Linked DNA regions of Mus musculus: regions 1, 2 and 3 are each linked to region 4. Evidence: chromatin loops called from intact Hi-C (ENCODE). Cell type or tissue: left cerebral cortex. All regions are shown on one strand. Region 1 has its middle 5.9 kb from the start of Scyl3. Region 2 holds the start of Gm22671 (a small nucleolar RNA gene). Region 3 overlaps Mroh9 (maestro heat-like repeat family member 9). Region 4 holds the start of Prrc2c (proline-rich coiled-coil 2C).

Evidence for each region. A loop is a pair of places that touch in the nucleus more often than their neighbours do. Peaks named below come from ENCODE experiments on the same cell type or tissue, not always from the same donor. Only the 100,000 strongest peaks of a DNase experiment are listed, where the experiment ranks them.
Region 1: it touches region 4 in a loop (4-fold over the local background); 4 of 42 quality-filtered maps call a loop at or near these places.
Region 2: it touches region 4 in a loop (2.7-fold over the local background); 2 of 42 quality-filtered maps call a loop at or near these places.
Region 3: a loop joins it to region 4, with 2.9 times the contacts of the local background. A loop is called at or near these places in 4 of 42 quality-filtered maps.

What each region holds. Positions count from the first base shown.
Region 1 is chr1:163,921,334-163,926,333 of GRCm38, forward strand. No RefSeq gene overlaps it. Among named protein-coding and RNA genes, the nearest start is that of Scyl3, 5.9 kb to the right of the region's middle. In left cerebral cortex, no CTCF peak of the experiment used is centred here; a DNase peak (open chromatin) is centred at 2,965; H3K27ac peaks cover 985 bases.
Region 2 is chr1:163,054,471-163,059,470 of GRCm38, forward strand. It overlaps Mroh9 (maestro heat-like repeat family member 9), which reads right to left. Exons shown (of 22, transcript NM_030071.1): 11 at 3,549-3,703; 12 at 2,289-2,454; 13 at 1,084-1,229. Gm22671 (a small nucleolar RNA gene) reads right to left here and starts at 481; the gene lies at 348-481. In left cerebral cortex, a CTCF peak has its summit at 3,119 (motif pointing left); a DNase peak (open chromatin) is centred at 3,062.
Region 3 is chr1:163,068,463-163,073,462 of GRCm38, forward strand. It overlaps Mroh9 (maestro heat-like repeat family member 9), which reads right to left. Exons shown (of 22, transcript NM_030071.1): 7 at 3,456-3,560. Among named protein-coding and RNA genes, the nearest start is that of Mroh9, 15 kb to the right of the region's middle. In left cerebral cortex, a CTCF peak has its summit at 2,239 (motif pointing left); a DNase peak (open chromatin) is centred at 2,239.
Region 4 is chr1:162,738,391-162,743,390 of GRCm38, forward strand. It overlaps Prrc2c (proline-rich coiled-coil 2C), which reads right to left and starts at 2,166. Exons shown (of 35, transcript NM_001081290.1): 1 at 1,935-2,166. In left cerebral cortex, CTCF peaks have their summits at 1,023 and 2,297; DNase peaks (open chromatin) are centred at 1,144, 1,647, 2,184 and 2,687; H3K4me3 peaks cover 2,765 bases; H3K27ac peaks cover 1,837 bases.

The DNA.
Region 1 (5,000 bases), 1.2 Mb after region 4:
GCCTGGCTTTTATTTGTTTCATTCTTTTGAATGAAAACCCCAAAGTTAACCTCTGCCTCCAGAAATGAACGTGAATCATAATAGGTAGGAATCCTGTGCTTGAGCAATCTATGATGCCATCACACATAAGGTCCATCAGTACAGTCGATAGCACTACGAAAAGGTGTTAACATTTCAGTTATGATGAGATGCTGTTTATGGTAAAATGCTTCCAAATCCTAGGAACATTAGGAAACCCTAGAGTTTTTACACTTTATAAAACATGTGAGCACTCTGGGGCAGCAGAACGATGCAAAAGGAAACAGGTTCAGAAGCTTTGGCAATGGGATTGGCAGAGAGGAAAGCCTGCCATACCAGACAGCTTAGGCCTTCTTGAGCAGAGTAATCAGAACAGAGGTGTAGGGGGAGGGCGTGGGAGTTAGCCAAATAAATACCAAACGTTGGGAGGTTGGCAGACTGAAGGAAGAGCTGGAACAGAAGTCCTAAGACGCGTGACTGTCCATCTGAGTTGGTTGGATGTGGGTGGGCAGGTTGACTGAGTGAAAGGTGAGGTCTAAGAGGAAGTGCTAAATCCAAAGTGTGTTCTTGCTCTTGGAGGCCAGAAGAGGCCATCAGAGCCCCTGGGCCTGGCGGTACAGGTGAGTTACCTGATGTAGGTGCTGGGAAATGAACCTTGGTCCTGTACTAAACCAGCAAGTGCTCTTAACCACTGAGCCATGATTCCAGCCTCACAGGCCTCAGACCACATCTGTAACGTGCATCCAGATGAAGCACTAAGCATCCATAAGGAACAACTCGAAATCAGCATATGAAATACTGAAATACTGTCTTCAGAACTCATTACCCACTGGTGTTAGCAAGTGAATCAAATCATAAAAACTTAAGCTTGTTTTAGTTTAAGATGTAGGACCTTGAGCCTGGAGTGGTGGCTCACGCCTTTAATCCCAGCACTTAGGAGGCAGAGGCAGGCGGATTTCTGAGTTCAGGGCCAGCCTGGTCTACAAAGTGAGTTCCAGGACAGCCAGGGCTATACAGAGAAACCCTTTCTCAAAAAACCAAAAAAAAAAAAAAAGATGTAGGGCCTTGCTGTGCTTAGCCAGGGGACCAAGAAAACAAAGACTGGTATTATTTCCCCCACCTATGACAAGATTTTTTTTTTCTAATTACCCCTAATCAATTAGCATAGAAAAAAGAAAAACAGGATTTTCCCAAAGCCATACAGTTTCCCTTATCTCATGAAAAATCTAATCACCCTCAGTTTTGTAGGACCATTTCTATGAAGGAATTTATCATTTTAATTCAGAAACAAACTTTTACTACCTATATGTCCTGATCAACTTATCTCCTTAGTTTGGAATCAGAAGAGGCATATTTAGTCAAGCCATTAGTACATGTAGCCTCAGAGGCCCAGTAATATTATCATCTATATGAATTAACCCATAAGGCTAAGTAGCAGGCATCAGAATAAGGGGAAGTGCCTAGGTTGAAGGTCTTGGATAGTAGACAAGGTTTAGTCTCTTATAAGTCCTTTCATGTCAATCTGGGCAGCCCTCAGCCACACAGTTTTGTCAGTTAATAGGTTGACAGTCTGGTGAGTTCTTATCCCTGTGTAGTATGGGGCAGGGTGTCCAAGCATAACCATTCCTGGCTGATTTTTGGCTAGGAATGATTAACTCAGTTCCCAGGGACCCTCTAACCCTAAGACGTAGAGTCTACTTCCCCGGGTTTTCCTGTTTCCCAAACACCAGAATCTTTTTAAAGAAAAATTTCAGGAAGCCTTAGTTTTACAAACCCAACTTTTGCAATGGAAAGTCCCTCGTTCCAGGCAATTAGGGGATAGCATCACAGGAATGCACAGAAATATAAACTCTGTATTCTCTCAAAAAATAAACCTCCCTATCTTTTCTTTTTTTTTCCCACTACAACCAGACATAAAAATGGGCACCAGCAAGTAACAGTCAAGATGGACTGTGGGTTGCTGATTTGTAGTCCTATTATCTAATACCTTCCCTGTCTCCTCAGTTTGCAGGTACAAACCTGAGGCCTGTAGGGGTTGGACCATAACCCAGTATTCACACTAAACAAGTTTTAGGAGGCAGAGGGCCTGGGACCCCGTAAGACTTTAATTCCAGTGGACCCATACTCTGGAGACAGTTCATTTGGCAACAGCATCTGTGGCTTCCACTTTCTTGACCTGGGTGAGGTGGGCCCATGGCGTGATGGCAGCTGTCTTCACAGCCGTAGGAGCAGAGAAATCACCATGTAGAGTCCTACCCGAGGTGGTTTCGGTGGCCCTTCAGCTACCTGCCTGACCCAGACAGTATCACTGGACTGGAACAAGAGGAAACTGGTGGTGGACTCAGAGGTCCACTGGATCTCTCAGGTAATCTGATAAGCAGCCTTTGTGGAGGACTGGACTGCCCTAGTGACTTGAGAAAGGAATGGTTTTGCCAATTGCTGGTCTCTGAGCCTGGGAAGCAGTGGGGAATCTCTTTGAAACATCATCTCATAGCGGGTAAATCCCTCCCTATACAGGGCACAGTGGGTTGAAGACCAAGCAAAGGAAGGAGGCCTATCCATCTTTTGTTGGACTTTCATGAGAGTTTTGTTAGAGTTTCTTTTAATGTCCTGTTTTTGTTTTTGTTTTTTTTAATCTGGCTAGAACTCTGAGGTCTATATGCACAGTGAAGTTTTCAATCTGTGTCTAAAGCTTACCTATTTTAGTTGAGAGGTTTTGGCTACAAAAGCCAGGTTACTGTTTGACACCATTACTGGGGGAACACTAAATCAGGCGACCAGTTCCTGGAGATTTTTAAGCTACTATTTGAGCAGTTTCAGTCTCCGTGAAGAACACTTCTCTCTGCCCAGAAAAGCTATCTATAAAGACAAGCTTGTATCCTCTCCCAGCAGACTGGAGGTTGGTAAAGTCAGTGTTCCCAGAGTGTGTGGGGGGGTTGGTCTCTCATTTGGACACCTTCCAGGATAAGCGCGCTCTATTTTGGATTCACTTGAGCATAATGATGGCATCTGGCTGAGACATCCTATGATAGCCATACCTCAGTCTGAGCCGCTCAGAAAGTCTGTGGACCCCACATGCGTAGCCTGGAGAATGTCACCACAGCCCCGCCGGATGTTTCTAGGAGAATGGTCTTTCCCTCTGGTGTGGGAGCCCAGCAACCTGTGGGTTTGAACTGTCCAATTTTTGTTTATCATGGAGTCTTGGAAGTCTAGATTATGGTTATGTCACCAGAACATCAACAGGCCCCACCAGTCACAGGGCCCTTGATCAGGCGGCCAGGTTAAAAACCCAGCAGTGGAGGACAGCAATTAGTAGGAGAAGCCAATTAGCCTCTTGGAGAGCCAAGAATTTCTAATATTTTTTCCAGCAATGGAAAGCCCTTTCTCTAAATAGACCATACCATGCACATACCCAGTAGTTCTGATGGTCCGTGTATATGGTGGTTGAGTTTTCTTTTCCCCATCTGAGACCCCAAAGACCATCTGCTTTCTGGGCCTGAGATACCCGGCTTGGGCCCAAATCATTTAGGCTAAACTAACTATTGCAAATCCCATGTGCCTGATTTCATATTTTATCTCGTGACAATCGCAGATGAGTACCTGTGGGTTGCCATCAGCCAAGAGGGTAGCAGGGTTGATGGTGGTGGGTTGCTCAAACCTGACTCAATGGTGAGGCAGGAGCAGGACCTGATACTGGGTCACACAGTCATTAGAAATCCAGCATTCTGATACTTTTCAGGGGAGGGCCTCAATGATGTCCTGAGTGCTATGAGTATAAGATCTTGATCCATACTTAAGGTCTTTGCTTTCTTTTATTAAGTTAGCAGTAGCGGCCACAGCTCTTAGACAGGTGGGTACAACCTGTGGCTACAGGGTCCAGTCATTTTGGCAAGTATATCACAGGGTGTTGCCATGACCCCAAAGTTTAGGTTAAAACCCCTTTTGTCTTGTTTAATCTCAGTCTGGATTAAGGGTTCAGTGCCCTTCATCCCATACCCCTCAAAACACACACACACACACACACACAACTGTGGTGGTGTATAGAGGTGTATAGAGGCCTTGCTATTTTCACAAACTCTGTCATCCAGAGGCAGCAATATCCTGCTGCACCTACCTCTCAAATCTCAAACTCTCAAACCTCTTTCTTAGTCTTTGGAGCTGAGATCTGAAGTTCAAACCTACTCTGAGACAGGCTCCTTGCCTCCCCTTGGCTGGTGGGATCTTCTATAAAGCTAGGCTTTCTTAGCCAACATTTTGTAACCAACGATCTGTAACTCTTACGGCAGTCCCTTTTATAATTCATTTCCCAGGAAACCTCTGGTAGAAGAGCAGGAAGTCTGTACTTAGTGTCTTTAAATCCTGGGGCAACCTAGTGCAGGTATATTGCCCACTGTAACCTTTTAAGTGGGTCTATCCACTTAAAAGCAAAGATGGGTTGACTCATCTCTGACAGTGGGAGGTTGAGGGATGCATCTTTCAGTGTACAACTGTCTCTCTAAAATCGTGAGATTCTGAGACCCCAGATTTCTGCACGGGCAGGAGAATGACTGGCAGGGTACCGGGATGCCTGTCTCTTCAAGCCAGACAATATGGACTGCAATTTCCCTTGTTGTTTCCAGGGTCACTGGGTATTGTTTATGCTGGACAGAGGTAGCTGAACTCGTTAGTTGAACAACTATATGAGCTTGGTCCTGGCGTGGGGCTGGGGTTGGTTTCTTCTGACAGAGCACGAGACATACAATTTTTGCTGGGTATTTGTAAGTCTAACTACATCTCATCATAAGAGAAGGTGACAGTGGCTTTCAGGTCATGCAAAAGGTCCTGTCACAATCGGTTCTCTATTGTTAAAAACACTTTGACCAACCTACAGCAACTGGAACCTGCTAATACTTTTAAAAAAGAAAAGAAAAAGGAAAAAACCTTTATAATTTTTTCTAATATCTGGGGCCAACTGGGTGACAAAGGAAATGTTTAATCTTTTA
Region 2 (5,000 bases), 320 kb after region 4:
CAACTTTTTATAGGTTCTTTGCGAATCTCACATCATGTGCCTAACCCCTCATCTTTACCTCCCTCCTTCCCCATGTCTTTACAAGCTCCCAAACCCAACAGGTCTGTGCAGTGACAGACTGGTGGTCATCTCAGGATAGCTGTCTGGGGCCCATGGCATTTCAGGCTCATTCCTCACCTGGGCCTACCCTGGTGGCAAGGGCTCACTCTTGGGCTCACTCACACCTGGTACTTGCAGTCTTAGACAAAGTTCTTCTAGCCTCCAGCTAGCTCTCTGACCTGAGAACTGGGCCCACACAATGAGGGACAGACATGTTGTTGGTTGTCTCGGGCTTCCTATTTTCAGAGAATGTTAGGCAACTAAGCTATCAGGTATTCACAGGTCAGAACACATTGAGCATAGACACAGCCTCTCTCTTCTGTGCCACCTACTGACTCACAGAAGACACATCAGTCACACCCGTGACACCTCTAGAGGCAGGATTACATATTTTAAATGAGACTGATTGTGCTCTGTTTAACATAGATGTTCATACCAGACATGGTGAATTGCTGACAATTATACTGAGACTTTCCTATCAAGGCAGGAAAACTCTCTTGTCCAAAAGGAAATTGTGAACCTTGACGTGAAACAGAGGACTGATGTCCTACTGCCCCCACCCCACGTCATATCCATATCAAATTGTGAGATAGCTTCCAGTTTACTGTGACTATTTGCACACACTGCTTGTTGTTTGCATTTACGCTAACTCTGAGAGGTTCCTATTAGGGATTCTCTGAATGGCAGAGCTTAACTGTATGTAGCTGCTGCTGCTTGTCACTGATATGACCACAGGGGCAATGGGAATGAACAGTATTCTGTGTGATTCACTTTTTCTATGTGGTTCACATATGAAGGGGAGAGACTAGTGAACACTCATAGCCTCAGGAGGATTACTCTTCTGAAGACACACTACCCTTCAAGGAGAGAAGACAGAAATAAATCAGAACAGAATCTCCCACTGGCTTATAGCTAGTCCCATATAAACCCAAGGGAGTGTCTGGATGCCTATCGCCCACTGAATCAGAACTCGCATTCTCTTACAGAGGTCTGTTCCGTGCCGTATTTTTTAAATGATGACTACAGTAGGAGAGTTGAAGCAAGAGGGCCATCAGGAACTCAGGGAATAACTTGACCACCACTTTCTCATAAGAAGTCACAGGTAGAAATGTGCACAGGGCCTGAGATGCCTAGAAGGAAAGGAAAGTGGAGTTAAAGTAGGCAATTGTCTCCCTCCAATGATTGTCAGTCATACAGAGGGCTAGAATGGCTGCAAGCCTTCCCAGTCTCCTTCAGCATGCATGTGTATTCACTCAACCACACTCACTAAATTTGTTGTAAAGCAGAAACTGAGCCAAGCTTTCTTGGTAATGAGATTCCAAGGCACTGGGAATGGTTCCCTTCCAGCTGTCAGATTTGTGGAAAGAAACCCAGTTCTCAATGAGGGCATATAGCCCAAGGTTCACTTCCTATGTGGCCATGAGGAATAGTCTTACTAGTAAGAAAAGTCTTTGTTAGGCTTGTTAAAAAGCAAGGAAAGTGATACAGTCAATAAGAGATGCAGCAAGTCATCCCTGAATCTCTTGACTCCTGTGTAGTGACCCCCATAATCCCCACTATCATCCATACACACATCCATACACACCTCATATTAATAAAAAACAGCATCCCTTTTCACGACATTTCTCTCAGTTGTCTCTCAGGCTTGATGATGTTGGTCCATGGGAGAAACATGATGGACACAGGTGATATCAACTCCGTATGTGACTAGTGAAGACTTAGCTGGTGGCTATCTCTTTATAGTCACATACAATTTTGCCATTGGGTAGCTCCTTCTGATTCTTGGACTTCTTGCTATACAAGTCACACTTCCATTAGGACGGGATTTTGCTCTGCTCTCTGCCTTTCCAAGATGCATATAAGTATTTTCCTGCATCAGCCCAGGATTCTGATTTTAAGTCCTTTCAATATGGAGGAGTGCCATGTCCAACTTACCTTAAATTATCACTGTCACCTTCTTTCCCCAACATGTACAGCTATATATTTCCTATGATATCAAATGTACATATTTGTTCTTCGTCTCTATATCTTAACAGAATGCATACTCTGATTAATGAATATGTATTCGATGCATGCATGCATGCATGCATGATCAGAAGGGGCTGGGTCAAGGAGGAGGGTCTTAATCTGTGCTGATAGTGTCATGATCAGGAAGACAACAGAATAGAAACGCTCATGGTGTCACTTACCGCCACAGGCATCATGTTGGTGGCATCGAGGGAGAAACGTCTTTTTTCTCCCAGTGTTTCCTCTATTTCTCCAGGCTTTCCTTTTAGTATCAACAAGATTGTCTTCAGCACTTCAGATGCAACACTTGACTCCATACTTGCTGCTTGCCACAGCAGTAGCAGAGTTCTGCAAACACAAGGTGTCTAGAATCATGTTTACCATTTGCAATTCTAAGTTTGTTACAGACAGCAGAAGGGTGGTGAAACCTTGATCTCCGCCAGCATATGAGCTGTAGAAATAGAACCATATGATTTTTCTAATCTTTCCTAATGCACCTGTTAGAGTTGAAGTGACTCATAGACTCAGGGTAACAAGGTTTTGTTGTTTAATATTTCTTGTGGTCCTAGGTCATGAATTTCAGATGACCATTGATGGGCATGAGTTTCAGATAAGCATTAATGAATAGAAAATTCTCAGTTGGTTTCAGTAATTTTAAAAAAAGATTAATTTTATTTTTGTGTGCATGCATGCAAGTGGGTGCCTATGAAAGGCAGAAGAGGGCCTTGAATTCCCTGGATCCAGAGTTGGTTGTAAGTCACCCAACATATGAGTACTGGGAATTTAACTCTGGCTCTCTGTAAGAGCAGTACTTACTTAACCACTGAGCCATTTCTCTGGCCCTTATTTTGGAGCTTATGTCTGCTCTTTATAAATAAGAAAAACCCGGGCTGGTGAGATGGCTCAGTGCTTAAGAACACTGACTGCTCTTCCAGAGGGTCTGAATTCAATTTGCAGCAACATGGTGGCTCACCAGCATCTATAAAGGGATCTGATGCCCTCTTCTGGCATGCAGGTGTACACGCAGACAGAGCACTTGTACATTAAAACAAAATTCATAAATAAATAAGAAAAACTTGTATGTTTGAGGGTTTTCTCAAGAAAAAAAAAGTTGACAATGGACAAAAAATACATTCTCTTTTTGAAAAAAAAGTTTGGGTGAGATTTGTAACAATCACAATTTAACCCCTTCTCCCAATAGTGGCATTAATACAGTCTTGAGGTCCTACTGTGTGTTAAGCATTGCACAAAGTAACATGTAACATATGATCATATTTAAAACATGTACAGACAACCTAGATGATGTAAAAATAAATTTCTTTTCAGAAAAAGAAATTGGGCCTGACTAGACAAGAGGACCAAGCTTGGGCCACATGACTGAGGAGTTTGTGGGCCGTTTGTGGACCAGTATGTGCAGCGGGACAGCCTGGGGGAGGCCTTACTTGTCTGCAGGGACTGGGAACTCCATGAGCTGAAAGATGACCTTCTTCGGGGAAGCACGTGTTAACACGCTGATAACGTGCAGCATGACACTCTTCATCATGGGGGAAGGATTCCCACAGAGCTGCTCATAAATGTCTTCCACAATTTTAGACACCTGGAAGAAGAATTTCCTCCATCAACAGAGATGTCAAGTTCCTTGTGCACTTTTAAAAGGGGCCATTTCTCTGTTACAGGAATTCAGCCTTTACTGGAATGACCAATATAGCAATTAGCATACCAAAAAGCAGTAACAGAAAGTATACTTACATGAATGCAATGAAATACTTATTAATGGTCAGGAATAAAGTCATGTAAGAGCAGGAGATCTGGACAAAAAGCTCTACAAGGGTAACCTGGTTGAGGTGATAAGTTGCTGAGTTCCATTTTGGATCAGTTTCTGATCGGTTACTGATTTGTTGTAGTAGAAGGTAGTTTCCCATCTCCAGTTTTCTGTTTGACCCCTGTTCCTGCCTCCAGTGATATGCTATGACGTCTCCTAGGAGGCTCTCTGGGGGGCTCTTTCCTATTGTGTTGGTTAAGGAGATGACCATGAACCTCCCATTTCCCCTCAAGTTATGTTCGGCCTGTGGCATGAATGCTCTTGCCCATAGCAGCAATGAGAACTCTCTACGAGGTAAACTTCGCCCTGCCTGCTTTCTGTGTCTGAATGGCTTCCCTTTGCCTCTCTTCTCTTGTGTGCACAGTTGTGTCAGGAGAGGGAACTGTGAGTCCTGTATGTCTATCACCATCAAGACTGTGATATGGGTCTCTGACCCAAGGATCTGGGTGGGGACTCTTAGCCAGAAGGTCCTCTCACTCTTGTCTAAATTTAGCTTGGATTTGTCAGCTTGAAGTTGTTAGTCTTTCAGGCTGAATTTTGTAATTCGAGCCCCAACAGTAGCACGGAGCACAGAAAATCCTTGTAATAGGTGAGGCTTGCATGGTTTTTGTGGCCCCAGTTAAATGTAATGTTTACAGTGTTCTGGGTGTATAGGATGATGTTTGAGAAGCTCAATGGGAAAAGAAGCTGAATATGAGAGAGATCAAACCACTCAGCTGGAAAAATGAAACAGAAGGAAAGAAAAAAAAAAGGCATTATGGTCTAAGTATGTCTCCCAAATGTCATGTTAGAAACTCAGCTCTCCAATGCAACTCTGTGTGTGTGTGTGTGTGTGTGTGTGTGTGTGTGTGTGTGTGTGTGTGTGTGTGTGTGTTTGCCTGTGTAGATGAATGTGGAAGCCAGAGATTGATGTCATAAACACCATTTCTTTACCTTATGTGTTCGATTTAGGATGTGTTTGAGCCTAAAGTTTGCTCTTTGGGCTAAGCCAAGGAGCCCCAAGAATCCATCCGCCTCAGTCCACCAGTACTAGAGTTACAGACACACTCCACTGCGCCATGCTTTTACATGG
Region 3 (5,000 bases), 330 kb after region 4:
CAGAAACTTTGGAGTTTCATTAGGTCCCATTTGTCAATTCTCGATCTTACAGCACAAGCCATGCTGTTCTGTTCAGGAATTTTTCCTCTGTGCCCATATCTTCAAGGCTTTTCCCCACTTTCTCCTCTATAAGTTTCAGTGTCTCTGGTTTTATGTGAAGTTCCTTCATCCACTTAGATTTGACCTTAGTACAAGGAGATAAGTATGGATCGATTCGCATTCTTCTACATGATAACAACTAGTTGTGCCAGCACCAATTGTTGAAAATGCTGTCTTTCTTCCACTGGATGGTTTTAGCTCCCTTGTCAAAGATCAAGTGACCATAGGTGTGTGGGTTCATTTCTGGGTCTTCAATTCTATTCCATTGGTCTACTTGTCTGTCTCTATACCAGTACCATGCAGTTTTTATCACAATTGCTCTGTAGTAAAGCTTTAGGTCAGGCATGGTGATTCCACCAGAGGTTCTTTTATCCTTGAGAAGAGTTTTTGCTATACTAGGTTTTTTGTTATTCCAGATGAATTTGCAAATTGCTCTTTCTAATTTGTTGAAGAATTGAGTTGGAATTTTGATGGGGATTGCATTGAATCTGTAGATTGCTTTTGGCAAGATAGCCATTTTTACAATGTTGATCCTGCCAATCCATGAGCATGGGAGATCTTTCCATCTTCTGAGATCTTCTTTAATTTCTTTCTTCAGAGACTTGAAGTTTTAATTGAATATTTAGACTTTTGTCTTGAATAACATATCTGACTTGACTCAATGCAACTACAGAAGTAGGTAGAGAGATAAACGGAGATGTATTTTTTTGGTGAAGACATGAATATCCTTTATTACACTGTGAATAGTTTTTTAAAGGATAAACTGTTTCATCAACCTTTGTCTTGCAGAGCTGGTAAGATATTCCTTGCTACTAAGATGAGGGGCTATTAGCCTAGATAGGTGGTTTTGGTGTATTGGTCATTCATCACTTTCTATTTAGTCTGCCGTTGAGAAGTTCAGCAGGGAAACCCCTTCATCAATTACCGTATTTCTGTGTATACGCACAGTGGACTAAAGAGCATACTGCCATCTTGTGAGGGCACTGGCAAGAAGGAAGGTAAACGAGGGCAGTTTGCCAGCAGGAACTCAAAACCCTCATCCCATTTTTAAGAAAGAGAAGTTTATGCCAGCTTATGGCTCCAGAGAGATAAAAATCCATGATGGTAGCTTTATAGAGAGGACTGAATCAGGAGAGACAGAGGCCCACAAAGGACAAACTCAGTGAGCTGAACTTTGGGTTCCCTTTAACTTCAATCAGCCTTTAAGCTGAGAGCTGAGCTTCAATCCCATGAGAACATTACCAACCACGGGTGTCTAGTTTTTATACTCAGACCCTTGATAACAGAAACTGCTGGATAAATATATCTGTTGTCTCAAACTGCTAATATTAAATTTGTTATGTAGTTCATGGACAATATCCAGAACGGGACAATGTGTTAGACATCAATAAATAAAAAATCCACAAGACCTAGCCCAATTTCTTTCTTTGACTTTTTTCTGACTGATCATTGCCTGAGCAGTCTCTGCTCCATTTGAACTCCAAGGGGACCTGTTCTTCTCATTGGCCATTTTGCACACTGGTGTCTTATCTTCTGCTCTCTCTTTTTTGTTCTTTTAGGAGGGTGGTAGCAATGCATTCACCTTTCAATGTGCCAAAGGAGCAAAGACAGGAGCAATGTTTCTATCAATGGCACAATATAACAATCCTAGCTGATCTAGGAAGACATGTTTCTGTATGCAGAAATATGCTCCATTTAATTGAATGAGTAGTTATTTGTGGAGTGTAGGATAGTCTCTACATCATCATGTGAGGGGAATCGCCATTTAAAAAAGTATTTTAGTAACAGAGAAGGTTCATTAACAGTCCAAGAGCTTCTGAAACTCGGAATGACGGAGACAAGGATCTGTGTAGTTTTCTTAAAATGTAATCAGAGGGCAGAACTAATATTCTTTGTGTTAGATACTGAGATAGACGTAGCAGACCTGTAGGAAGCCTGAGATTTAATTTATTATCAGTAGTTTGGATCATGTAGTTATATACATATAATATGATTTATTTTTTTTTACTGACTTAATCATTTTTCTGTGATATTATTTTTAAAACAAGGCTGACTTAATGAAGTTTATGCCCTCATGATCAAGATAAGCAGCTCCAGAGCTAGCAAAGCTCTGAAAAGTGCTAATGGTCTGCCACCTTGTGGCCTGAGTAACCACTGCAAACCACTGCAGTGCTAGCTAGGTATTATTAGTTGGTAAATAGAACTATGTGGATTTTCTCAACGTGTTGAAATTAACAATGTGTGACTTTGGATTCACCCCTGAATGTATGAGATTATGTTTTTCACACCTGAAGTGTCCTGTGGACAAAGAAACATGTCCTAGGCTACAGTAAGAGGAGAAAAGGGACTGGACATGTAAGACAAAACTCCAAATGTCTGACCTGCTCCCTGGGTGTGACTTAGTGAACTATACCAACATATTCAGAGAGAAGTGCATGATTAGACAGAGAGCAGATAAGTGGTTGGCATCAAATAATTGCTGGGTGATTGGCAGATATTAGGAGTTGCAGAGAAAATATATTAGAGATGAACTATTCTTAATGTTAAGCCTCATTTAAGTAATTCAATGAATGGTTAGTGGGGCACACTTGAAAGTTACTTGGAGGATTAATTGGAAAAGCAACTCTTGATGTAAGCATCCATGGGAGGGAAATGTTTACAGTGTAAGGTTTCTGAGAAGGAGAGCAATGATGTATTCAAAGCAGGAGGAAGTGATACACACTTTGAGAAGAGTTTCAATGTAGTCGTGCCTCTCATGCACAGAGGGCAACCCGGTACAGATTATCCAGGCATCCCTACGTATTGCACAGGAAACCTCTTTCCCAAATTATTGTGTGCCTTAAATATGCTTACAACAAACTGCCCAGGGTCAGACTCCAGAAATTTGAACCAACCTTGGGTACTGAGTCGTGTTGAGTGCACTGAGTCGTCTTTTTGCCCCATGAGGATTGTTACTCTGTAAGCCATAGCATTTGCTGAGAGCCCTCACAATTGTATGCATTTAAAACAAAATATAAAATATTTTAAAAGACAGGAGATAAGGTAAGAATGAAATATCTGTGATATTACAAATAACACTGGGTTAGCAGAGGAGAGTCTATTTAGTCAGTAAAAGTCTGTGTTTTGACATGCCCATTGGATGTGTGTAAAATAGAATACAGTTCAGTCAATCACTGGAAAAAGCACTGCTCTCATTGATTCATGTCCATGGAGGCTGTGGACTCTTTTTATATAACCCTACCTCCCAGTCCATTAGTACTAAGCCAGATTCAGTAATCTCAAGATCTAAGACCTGGCAGGCAGCTCTCTAGATAGACAGTCTTGAGTCAGCAGCATTACTGAAGTCAGTGACTTACATATTTCTTGACCCTCTTGGATGCAAAGATTAATACCCTGGTGATAACCATCATTGCTCGCTCTTGCTGGTACTGACTGTCCTCACTCATCCAAGTGGCCATTTCCTGTTAGAAACACAGCAGCTGTTTTAGAACCACAGTAATTCCACTTCTGAAAGGCTCCTCTATGTAGTTTCCAACTTTACCAAGGCAGGAAACATTATCTACTGATTAATCCATACTTGATCTCATTTTATCTAAAATTGCAGCAAACCCCAACCTTTCAATGACTGCACAACTTCTACTGTTATACTTATACATTTATGTTTTATTAAATTCATTCAACAGTTACTGATATTCACTATAATATAAACTTCTGGGTATCATTAAATGTTTTGTATAAGACGATGATGTTATGTTACCTCTTGTTTAAGTTCATATTTTCACTTTGAAAAGCATGGGATTTGTATTTCGCCTTTAAGAGAGAACTAAAATTGTATCTGATTCAGAAATGTCAACTTACCCAAGAATTATTCTGCCTCTTGTTTTATATATTCTGGAGATAGCACCGTGAGGCCTGCGTACCCATAGAACTGCCACCATGATAGAGGAAACTGCTGATTTCTAGCTTACACCTTCCAAGTCATGGGGGGAGCTACACCTGGACCTGCTTGAGTCACAGCCAGGACAGTAGAAGTGTGGATTGCTGGCGTTCTCAGCAGAGTGTCCACGTGCTGCAGATGAGCTAACACTGTGGTCCTTTGAGTACCTCTCCAGAAACCATGTCTCTGAGGACCTAGCTTGCCTCAAAAATCTGTGAAATGACTTCAGGACACTTCTCCCATTGTCCACTTGATGGACAGGATGACTTCAGGACACTTCTCCCAGTGTCCACTTGATGGGCAGGACCTGGTTTTCTTATGTGCAGACTGATCTGCTGAGTAAGCGAGACTGATCTCCAGTTCATTAGCATTTCATCTCAAGCACTTGCTGTTGTCCTCTCAGGTCCAGGGTGAGAGTTATCCACATATTTGCACTGTACAACACTAGTAATTCAAAGTTTGACATTTACATTTTGTTTCCCTTCTCTCATTTTACTATAACTGACCAAAAGAAGCAGTGTAGGGAAATGGACACTTTGCAACTTAGAAGCTTCTTCTGGATAACCTAGTTCCAAGATGGAAACAGACAAGATAGAGTTACTGACATCTTAACTTCTTCTTCCAGAAGAGGATCTCACATTCAAGTTCTGCCTTTCCTGAAGTTCTAAAACACGGGCACATTTCCTCCAAGTCTCAGTAGATGTCTAAGGAGATTACCCTTTATGTTAGACTCCAGCACCTGGTTCCTCTTTTCTGAGACTTTATCCATGTGGCCTTTGTTTACATTTTTCTACCTGTGTCCTGTCTGAGGTCAGAGTAGCAGCTCATAAGAAGATTTAGATTTAGGCTTCTGCTGTAGCTCATTTTCTGGCTCCCACAATGGCTACTAAACTTCTATTCATAGCCCGCGTCTGCAGATTCACTCATCTTCATTACCTACTTTCCCAACTGACTTCGTATAATT
Region 4 (5,000 bases):
TGGAAGAGGAAAAAGAAACTACTTACGGATCCAAAGACTTAGGCTATTCTGAGAACAGATTTTACTGCTTGAACACTAGTTTCTTCTTCCAGGACTCTCCTGCTTTCCCTTCATCTTTAGCTGTCCTTTTACTTACTATGCACTAACCACAGTAACAAGAGCATTACTCAGTCTTAAATTCTACAGCAAGCCTGAGAGGTACTGATATCATCTTTAGTTTATAATGAAGGGATGGGCTCACAATCACTTCTCAAAAACAAAACAAAACTGAACATTCACAAGCTCTCACTACGCAGCCTAGGCTGGCCTCAAGCCCATTTCTGTCTTCCCCTAGTCTTCCTATGACACCAAACAGACACTACGTTTACATCTGGCAGCATTTTAACCTTCACATGTAACAATGTTCAAACACCCAAGCAAGCTAAAGAAAAAGTACCAGTTAAAAATGTGCCTTATTTTAGCAACAATTATAAATGTACAAGACCAAATGAACACTTTGATAGTTCAGAGCATCCCCTCTGGGTTTAGAAAGTATGGCTTTGACTACAGCACCACTACAAATTTGTGACCTTGATCAAATTACTTCGATCTCTCAAATATCTTGTCCTCATCTGTAAACCAAGTATAAGAGCTCCTTCCTCAAAGACTAGGATCAAAAAGGATAATGTATATAAAGGTCTTGAGAGCATACAGTTAGAGGTTAAGTAATGAGAGATCAGCCAGCATTCTATGTTCTTCACACACACCTACAGACACCCCCCCCAAAAAAACCCAAAAGCTTATTATGACAAATTCATCCCAGAAAAATCATATAAAAACTTCTTTTCTATATGCAAACTCAATCTATTTCTAATTTTTGGAGAATCAATGCATTTGGAGCCAGCCAGAAAAGATGCTGCAGTGCATCTGTGACACACACCTAAAAATGGCTCCAGCCAAAGCAGCATCTTAATGACCAACATGGAAGCTTAAATCTACTTTTAAAAAATGCTAGAGGTCAGACGTGGTGGCCGCTTCATACCACCCTCTCTGTAACGTCTATTAGCGGGAATTGACTCCTGAGCACTCGATGAAGCAAGCATCTTCCGATTCTTCTGGTGCATTCCCAAAGAGAAACCCTAACAGGAGGGCCGCCTACTGTACAATTCTAAGTATCCTGCTGGGGTATGAATTTATGAACCGAGGTTGAAGACCAGCCAATGCGGAAATCCGGGTAGTTTTAAGAGTCAGGAATTACTAGGCAAGTTGGATCCCCCCACCCCAAAGATCTTGAACACACTTCAAACAAATATACATCCCCTTTAAAGAGATCAGAGCGGTCCTTATATGCAAAATCAAGCAAGAGTCCTCACTGGCTCCCATGCTATTTTTCTTCGGTCTTAACTAGGGTCTCTACTCTAGCAACCAGTAATACTAAACGCTCTCTCTGAAAATCAGGCAGCAGCCGAGCCGTATTCCCACAAATGCCGGGCTGGAGCGGCCTAGAGGGAGGAAAAGACTACTCAAATCCTCCAAGAAGTTGTTCAGCTTGTCCCCAGCGGAAGTGGGGTTCGTTGGTCCTGGGTCCTGGTAGAGCCTCTACGACCGCCCTGGACTACACACCGCTGGCTGCAAACGCCAGCCATCACCACAGGAGCATCCGCAGGCACTAAGAGCGCTCGGAGCCGCCACGGGCACCGTCCTCCACGCCGTGGAAAAACGGCGCGCGCAGGCCCCGCGCGGGCGGAGGCTCCCTCGGCCATCGCAGGGCCGCCCCGCCGCAGCACACGCCGCGCACATGGGCGACGAGCCCTGCTCCGGATCTCCGCGGACAGCACGACGCCGGGAGCCCAGGGAGAGACGCCGCGGGCCCCCAGGCCTGGCTCCAGCGCCCGTGCCTTCCCTCCCTCCTCCATCGGGCCTCTTCACGGTCCGGACGCCCTCGCTCTCCTTACCCGCCAGGGTTGAGAACCAAGTCTGCGCGCTTCCAAGGGGCTCGCCCCGGACGGATCAGGGTCAGGGGAGGGGAGATTGCCTCGAGAGACCGTCCGCAGGGCCGCTCGGTCCCGAAAGCCCGAGCCACCGCCGTACAAACCGCCAAAGCACTTTCGCTACCTCCTGAGAGGGTGAGAGCGAGCGAGAAAAAGAAGCAAGATGGCGGCTAGCCAGCCCCTACGTGCTACGTCATGACGTTGCGTACGTAAGGCAAATCTCCGCAAGACCGCCCCGGGGGGGGTGGAGGGGTTGAGGCTGCGGGGTCACGTGACAGCCTCCGCCGCTTCTCGACTGCGGCGGAGGGCAACGCTACCTCCTACTGGAAGGAGGGAGTTCGTCAAGCAGAGCCATTTCGGAGACAAAGCTTTTCCACCTGGGAAGATTCCAAAAACCTTGAGCCCTCCGTGAGGAATCACGACTTGGTTTGTCTCCGTGCATTGACAACAACTGATGGAGGAACATAAACGTTTACAACCTGCGCTTTGACCGAATGTTCTTAGGGGGGGGGGGGGGGCAAAGTGAGGGGCCATGGTGTGGTGGCAATTTGAGAAGACCGAAGTTACCTCGGAGTGAAAAAAATAATCCAAGTGTTAGGGACAAAAGCGACTGGCGTGCTTTGCTGAGGCCACCTTCGGCATTTGTAATTTTGGTGTAAAATAAGGCACTGTTTATTTCTGACTCCTCTGGCAATGTTTACCTCTTGGAACAACTACCTAACAGAGAAAACTAACAGTTAAGAGTCACTCATGCAGGCCGGGCCGTGGTGGTGTACGCCTTTAATCCCAGCACTTGGGAGGCAGAGGCAGGTGGATTTCTGAGTTCAAGGCCAGCCTGGTCTACAAAGTGAGTTCCAGGACAGCCATGGCTATACAGAGAAACCCTGTCTCGAAAGCCAAAAAAAAAAAAAAAAAAAAAAAAAGAGTCATTCATGCAGATGTTTACTAGGTAAGTGTATAGTAGAGACAAGGCAGTACCCGAAGTGAGGAAGGAAAATGATAATATTCTACCTGGGGGCTGAGCATGTACCTCAGTGCCGCGTAGTATCTTGTCACATATATGCAAGTCTCTAGGTTTGGTCTTCCTTTCCCCAACGGAAAGAAGGTAATCCACGAGTATGTGATATTTCTCTACTTTATGAGATATCTATAGTGTATAATAAATCCAAAGATTCTTGTCCTGGTCTGAGTAAACTCCTCCGCTTGCAACTGGCATGTATTCATGGGGTGATACCACAACGTTAGAACAACCATAAAATAATAGCGCAGTAACCACAAGTAACTTCTTCCCCAATTGACATTTGTGATCATTTGTTTTAGATTTTGTTTGCTTTGCATTTCTGGGGCTCGAATCTGGGGCTTGCCTTCAACATGTTAGGCAAGTGCTAATCCAACTGAACTATAACCCTTAGCCCCTTCAGAGACCTTCCAAAATGAGACATAATTTGCTGATTGATAGAACAGGACAGAGAGAGGCCTGTCTTTTCACCAAGAAAACACCTTGGTTATTTTCCCACAATCCATTAGAACCAGTCTTCTGTATCCTGGACTTGAAGTATCTTTCTTGAGCAATGCAGGATCCCTCCAACAATCAAATATGCTGACATCTACCTGGTTATGAGACTGACATGTACAAACAGAATATTAATTCATGAGTTTCTAAGAGTTGTGCATTAGGGTTCTCTAGAGTAACAGAATTTATAGAATGAATCTCTATGTATATATAGAAAGAGATTTTGTTAGAATGATTTATGGACTCTGGTATAGCTAATCCAACAATGGCTGCCAATGAACAGAAGGTCCAAGAATTCAATAGGTTTTTCAGTCTACAAGGCTAGATTTCTCAGTTGGTTTTCAGTACATACTGGAATCCCAAAGAAGACTTTAATACCAGTGAAGAAATGGACTCTTGTTAGTGAGGAAAGAGCTAGAAGACAAATAGCAAAAGCTACCTTCTTCAATGTCCTTATATATAGGATAGGCTTCCAGCTGAAGGCATAGCCCAGATTAGAGGTGAGTCTTCCCACCTTAAAAGATCCTGATTAAAGGTATGTTTTCTAATATTTATGTATTTATGTATTTATTTATTTATTATATGTAAGTACACTGTAGCTGTCTTCCCGACACTCCAGAAGAGGGCATCAGATCTCATTACGGATGGTTGTGAGCCACCATGTGGTTGCTGGGATTTGAACTCAGGACAGTCGGCACTCCTAACTTTTTTTTCTAAACTCAAAGATACAGTTTAGAAGTGGATCTTCCACTGGGCAGTGGTGGCACACGCCTTTAATCCCAGCGCTTGGGAGGCAGAGGCAGGAGGATTTCTGAATTCCAGGCTAGCCTGGTCTACAGAGTGAGTTCCAGGACAGTTGGGGCTACACAGAAAAATCCTGTCTCGAAAAAGAAAAAAGAAAGAAGTGGATCTTGCCACTTCAAATTAAGCAAGCAAACAAACAAATCCTCACAGGCAAGCCCCTCCACATTTGTGGGTTTTAGTTAATTCCAGATAGTAGTCAAGTTGATAACCCAGAATAGCCATCACAAACTGTGACTTGTATACATCCATGCTCAAAACTGCAGAGCTGGTGAGAGACACCCCCCCCCCCCACCCCCGACATGGTCTCACTATGTAGCTCTGGCTGTCCTGAAACTCACTAAGTAGACCAGGTAGACCAGGTTGATCTTGATCCAAGATTAAAGGCATGGACCATTGCCCAGGATAAGCCAGTTATCTACCTATTTTTTCCTCCTGAATACTGGGATTCAAGGCACGGGATCCGCTCCTGGCTAGATACAGCATTTACTATAAGAAACCAAAGGGGTCAGAAGATGCTTGGTGAGCAGAGGTTCAGAACAAGTGTTATATACGAGGACATTTCTTGACTTATCTGGTTCCACAAGAGGATGGTTTTGTTTCAAAAGTTGAAATAAATATTGAGTTTCTAGTGGTTGCAGTTTTCTACATTGATTGCCAATATAGCAGGGACATCCTGCTGTGATTTTGATTCAGGCTTCGTTTCTCCTTGACAG